Regions from separate parts of the Homo sapiens genome. Here region 1 is linked to region 2. Evidence: chromatin contacts called from ENCODE Hi-C data. All regions are on one chromosome and are shown on one strand. The core of a region is the stretch at or near the end of the contact, and the rest is flanking DNA. Distances in the headings are between cores, read along the strand shown.

The links. A loop is a pair of places that touch in the nucleus more often than their neighbours do. Pooled maps may share reads with other maps.
Region 1: a map of naive thymus-derived CD4-positive, alpha-beta T cell shows a loop between it and region 2 (13-fold over the local background). The contact joins the promoter of CREB3L2 here to the promoter of AKR1B1 in region 2. A Hi-C loop is called at or near these places in 2 of 168 maps with a recorded cell type or tissue (CD4-positive, alpha-beta memory T cell and naive thymus-derived CD4-positive, alpha-beta T cell) and 7 of 50 pooled maps.

Annotation. Positions count from the first base shown.
Region 1 is chr7:138,000,657-138,003,617 of GRCh38, reverse strand. CREB3L2 (cAMP responsive element binding protein 3 like 2) reads left to right here and starts at 1,532. Exons shown (of 12, transcript NM_194071.4): 1 at 1,532-2,014. The coding sequence starts at 1,913. It overlaps LOC124901752 (a long non-coding RNA gene), which reads right to left and starts at 1,311. Exons shown (of 3, transcript XR_007060551.1): 1 at 1,228-1,311. RefSeq lists enhancers at 1,233-1,282, 1,513-1,582, 1,673-1,762, 1,311-1,908, 1,853-1,992 and 1 more.
Region 2 is chr7:134,457,811-134,460,510 of GRCh38, reverse strand. AKR1B1 (aldo-keto reductase family 1 member B) reads left to right here and starts at 1,411. Exons shown (of 10, transcript NM_001628.4): 1 at 1,411-1,514. The coding sequence starts at 1,449. RefSeq lists a silencer at 1,612-1,801.

The sequences.
Region 1 (2,961 bases), core at 283-2,782, 3.5 Mb before region 2:
CCAGCCCAGGCAACAAAGTGAGATCTTGCCTCTACAAAAAATTTAAAAATTAGCCGGGTGTGGTGGTGCACATCTGTGGTCCAAGCTACACAGGAGGCTGAGGCAGGAGAACTGTTTGAGCCCAGGAGGTGGAGGCTGCAGTGAACTGAGATCGTGCCACTGCACTCTAGCCTGGGTAACTGAGTGAGACTGTCTCAAAAAAAAAAAAAAAAAAAAAAAAATCTCAAAAGACCCCAGAAGATAGGACCAGACAAATGCAATAGTTTATATGATAAACTGCTGCTTTAAAGACAACATAGAGTTCAAAGACATTTGTCTCCACCCGCCAAAAAATACTTGCCAAGGAAACAACACAATAGCTAATACCTGAATGTGCCATTGTAAGAAACTTCTAGAGCTAACTGGCAAAGACCTGCTTTTATATTTAAGATAGGTAAACTATATTTTTGGAATTAAAAAGGAGGAAGAAGAATCACAGTGTTCGGGGGAATTCCTTTAGAACAGGCCATCTCTTCCCTATTCTAGGAGGCAGGCCTGGTGCTCTGGCCCTGGCTCACCTTTCTGGCCTTTCCCACCCCTCCCTGCCAAGCACCTCTGCTGCAGCCACACTGGCCTCCCCAGCAATCACGTGAATACCAGCTTCCCCCGAAATCTCATTTCCTTTAGGAAGAACTTCCCTGATCAGCACGTAAAATAGCATCGATCTTGACGCATCCTGTTTTCCTGCTTTTATTTTTCTTTATAGCAATTTCCACTTTCTGAATTTAAATGTTTATTTCTTTGTTTATTGCCTGACTCCTCTGAGATAAAAGCTCTATGAATTCAAGGACTGGGCTCACTTCTGTAGGACCTGGAAAAGCATGCCATTGACTCTTATCAAGCAGATGAAAGAAAAACATACAATAAGTGAAGTCCATAAAAAATAGAAGAACCCAACAGAAAATGGGCGAAAAAGGTGAAGAACAATGACAATTTCCTAGAGCTGCACTAATATAAATGTATGTGCATGAGGAATATTTGTATTTTTGTATAATATGTAATCCATTAAAAAAATTCCGAGAGATTCAAATGAACTAAAGTACTCGAAAATGTTTAAGCCCCCCGCGCAACAACTCTCGCGCCCCCTGTCGGCGCGCTGGTAAATTTCTGAGGATTCTCAGCAAGAGGACTGAACTCACCCTCCCTCTTTTACAAAATGTATTCTTGTCGCTATTTCATTGGCTGTACCTTTCAGACGCCCCTTTCACATTAGTCAAGCCTCCAGTCCATCACTTCCGGACCCAAGCCCTCTATTGGTCAGCTGTAGGCGACAGCAGACAGCGGGCCGCGCTCAAGCAGGAGGAGTTCCTCGGTGACGTCACAGACACTCCCCGGCTACATTCCAAGGCGTGGGCGGAGACTTCCCGCGGCCTCTGCCTTTGGGGGCGGGACAAAGCCGAGAATGAGACTTCTGATTGGGTCTGCTAGGCAAGGCGGATATCCAATTGGTCAAGCCTTGGAGGGAGGTGGGGCCGCAGCTGGGTCCTGGAGCAGAGCCGAGGAGCCCTGGGGTCCCTCAAAGTTTGTGTCTGGAGCCGTAGCGGCAAGTGGGCTTGCGGCTAAGGGATTTTCCTGGGATGAGAGCGGGTCTTCTGCCTTCATTTTGGATGCACATCCCGCTTTAGCCCCGGCAGCCTTTGGTCCGGCTCGTGTCCCTGGGGATTCTCGGATCTCCGAGGACACCGGACGGGAGCGCTTGGCCATCCTCTCTCCGGCAGAGGAGCAGACGTTTGCTTTCCAAGTGCAAAACTACAGACACGCGCGCGCACACACGCAAGCACACGCGGAGAGAGAGGAACCTTGCCGGTCCGAGGCAGCTCTGCGCGTCCCCTCCTGCGCTTAGCATCCTCGGCCCAGCGCGGCCCGCACCGCCATGGAGGTGCTGGAGAGCGGGGAGCAGGGCGTGCTGCAGTGGGACCGCAAGCTGAGCGAGCTGTCAGAGCCCGGGGACGGCGAGGCCCTCATGTACCACACGGTGAGGACCCGGCGGGCGGGGCAGGAGGGCTTTCAAAGCGGGCAAGTGTTGTCACGCGAGGAGCAGCTGGAGTCCTGGGACCCGGGAAGGCAGGGTTTGGGGCAGGGCATGGTCAGAATCAAGAGGTCCTGGGCGAGGTGTACTTTAATGTCTGAGCAGATGAAGGCGGGCAGCTGGCCCCTTTACATTTCTCATGAGAGTAATGCCACTTTGTATTCCTTTAACAATTCATGCTTTTTTCCCTGAGGCTTTTTCCATCTGTAATATCATTTGCTGTTGTTAACAGTACTGTAATGCGGGAGAGGGAGTGTGTGTTTTGAGAATAACATGCCTCCGCCTAGTTTGCTATTGATTTTTTTTTGAGGTTTTCAAAAACTGGACAAGATTAAGTAGCATTTCCTTTTCATCTGTCTCGTATTCTCTCTCCCTCTCTCCCTCCCTTCCTCTTCTTTCATATTTATATTTTAAAAAGTACACGTGTGTGTGTGTGTGTGTGTGTGTGTGTGTGTGTGTGTGTGTGTTGAAAGGGCTCCTCTACGTTAGGGAGAAAGGCGGCTTTATTTGCTTTCTTAAACTGTACGACCAAGAAGTCTCCTTCCTCCCTCTTCGGAGGAAAAACCAGCAGAGGAGTATGGAAAATCTGAGACAGTTGCATATTTAAGAAAGGCTCTGGGGAAGGTGGGACAGCTCACCAGTTGCTTGTTCAGTCTTATACTAATGCCTCAGAGATCTCTTGGGGGATTAAGCTGTCCCAGAGCACGCACATTTCTTTTAAAGTTTTTAATGTCAAGTTTTTGGTATTAAGTTTGCAAAATGAAATTTTGTTTTCAATAGCCAGCACTGATCATAGGACTTTATGCAAGATCTCTTTGTTTGATTCTTATCCATGCAGACGTTTGTAATGGGGGTGGGGCTGGGGTGAGGGGGGACACTAATGAGAAAACCAC
Region 2 (2,700 bases), core at 162-2,661:
TTTGGATTTGGACCCAGGAGGTTCAATTGGCAGAGCAACCTCCAAGTCAAGAGGACTCTCATGGAGGAAGGAACTTGCTGTTTTACACAAAGCAAGTTCCCAGCTTTAGGCTCAAGTTCAAATTCTATTACTTGGGGACAAATGAATTTGCCCAATAGCAACAATTTTTACAAAAGTTACATGGAAAAATATCTGGGCTAGTCTGTTCTGTATAAATTTTTCCAGGAGGGAGCACTTTTAAAGAAAGCACCAAATGGAAAATCACCGGCATGGAGTTTAGAGAGACCTGGTGCTTGAGTCACTACCAGGCAGATGGAGTTCCCAATCTTGCATAATTAGGGGAAAGATCGGAGGGTGATGGAGCAGAAAGAGCAGTTGGGGTGAGGTAGAGTATCATGAAGAGAGGTTGTTGGAAAGAAACCAAAATTGTCTTCAAGGATCTTCAAGTGACTTTTCTTAGGCTATCTTGGAAAAATGTGTGTTTCTACCTGCCAATTAGGGTGATCAATTTACTATTTTGTACCTTCTAATTTGAAATACTGGAAGCTACAATATTAGAGTCAACTTTTTCTTCTGTGGTTTTCTGTCTGTTCACTTTTCTTCCTCTAGAGAGTTTTGATAAGTTACTGTACTGGAACTTACTGCTTTGATAGAGTCTCACTTTCCAAAGACTGATGAAATTTGTCTTACTGATTCTGAATGGACAGCCTTACTTTCCAAATTCTTCTGAGAGTTCTGGATCAAGCCCATCAAGGCTTTCTAACCTCAAGAACATCAAAGGATGCTGGCTTTTGGTGGAAGGCTTGCTGAACCACACCTAGTATGCACAGACACAGCTAACACCTAGAGTGGGGTGCAAAGAGAGATCTAGAAGGCTACAAAAAGTCTGGGCAAACCCATATTTTGTGAAGGTGCTTTGCAAAAGGATTGCAAGCCATTTTTCTGGCATGCACCTTTGTCTAAGAACAAAGTGCGGTAAACTATATGTGTAGTCAGTATGATTCACATAGATTAAGGACAAGGTATTCGTCAGATTCCCAAAGAGCATCAAACTGGGGTTGGACAACAAAGGCATTCTTCTGGGCTCTTAATGAAACCAAAACTTATTTCTAGTCTATGTATTTATGGGATGCCTGTTATTTTCGCTAAAGCATTCGCTTTCCCACCAGATACAGCAGCTGAGGAACTCCTTTCTGCCACGCGGGGCGCGGGCGAGCGTTGGGGGCGGAAAGAATCCGCTGCCACTAGGACCAGGCGGAAGAAGCATCCCCGCCGACCCTTGGGGAAGGCCGCCGCGGCACCCCCAGCGCAACCAATCAGAAGGCTCCTTCGCGCAGCGGCGCGCCAACCGCAGGCGCCCTTTCTGCCGACCTCACGGGCTATTTAAAGGTACGCGCCGCGGCCAAGGCCGCACCGTACTGGGCGGGGGTCTGGGGAGCGCAGCAGCCATGGCAAGCCGTCTCCTGCTCAACAACGGCGCCAAGATGCCCATCCTGGGGTTGGGTACCTGGAAGGTAGGTGCTCGTGGGGGCGCGGGCCCGGGGCTCGCCTCACACTCTCCGCGCGGCCTGTATTGGCGAGGGACCCCGAGTGACCCTGAGCAGCTCGCCCCGCGGACGCCCGGCGTGCTGGGAGCCACGCGCGGGCTTGCAGGGTCCCCAGCGGGCTGGGGTCGGCCTTGCAGAGACCGGGGGCCTTGGCTCCCCGGGTTGGCCCTGGGCGTCAGGGCAGCATCCTGCGAGTGGGGTTTGGGAGCAGCTCACGGGAGCCCCCGCCCTACCGCGGGCAACCCTTGATGGGCGGCCCACCAGTCCGCATTTTGGGTCCTAGCGGGCGCCCCAAGCGGCACAACGCGAGAGGGAGGCGGGGAAAGTGGGCTTCACAGACCGGTGGACCTCGGGCGCAGACAGGGACGTGGAGCCGTCGGCAAGGTGTGGGAGCGCAGACCCAGCCTCCTTTCCCTCGAGGCACCTGTAGCCCGGTTGCCTCACTTGTAAATAGTTGGTCTCAATCGTTTCGATTCTTGCCCTCCCTGAGGAATAAGCATCTCAAGCCGGTAGAGGGCAGAGAATTAGGTGGCGCGAGTTTGCCCGGACCCAGCTGTTAACAAGGCGCAGTGCGGAGCTCCTCGGCCAGGCGCCGCCTCGGGGTGCCCTGGGTCTGGAACTCGGGAGAAAAATCTGGGCACCCCGTAGCTAGTTGATAATTCAGGAGGCGCCAAGGTTAGCATTTTCCCTGTAAAACCTCAACACCACACAGCGTCCCCGAGAAGTGCCTAGCCGGATGAGAATGACAATAGGACATGAAACATCATAGGATATGAAAAATGATAATATGATATGAAAAACCAAAAATAATAGCCTGAGCCTGATTATCTGAAAATTGAGCAACAAAGGTGGTGGTATGGGAGCTGAGGCAAAACCTAGAATTTTTAACCTTCTAAGTATTGCATATTATATTCCACAGCCATAACCTGGGTTTCTCAGTTTCTGTTTTTGTTGTTTGCTTGTTTGTTTGTGACAGGGTCTCGTTGCCCAAGCTGGGGTGCAGTGGCACAATCATGGTTCATTGCAGCCTGGAACTCCTGGGCTCAAGTGATCCTCCTGCCTCAGCACTGCGGGTAGCTGGGACTACAGGCGCTCACCACCACACCTGGCTAATCTTTTTTCTTCCCCGCAGAGACAGTCTCCGCTTGTTGCT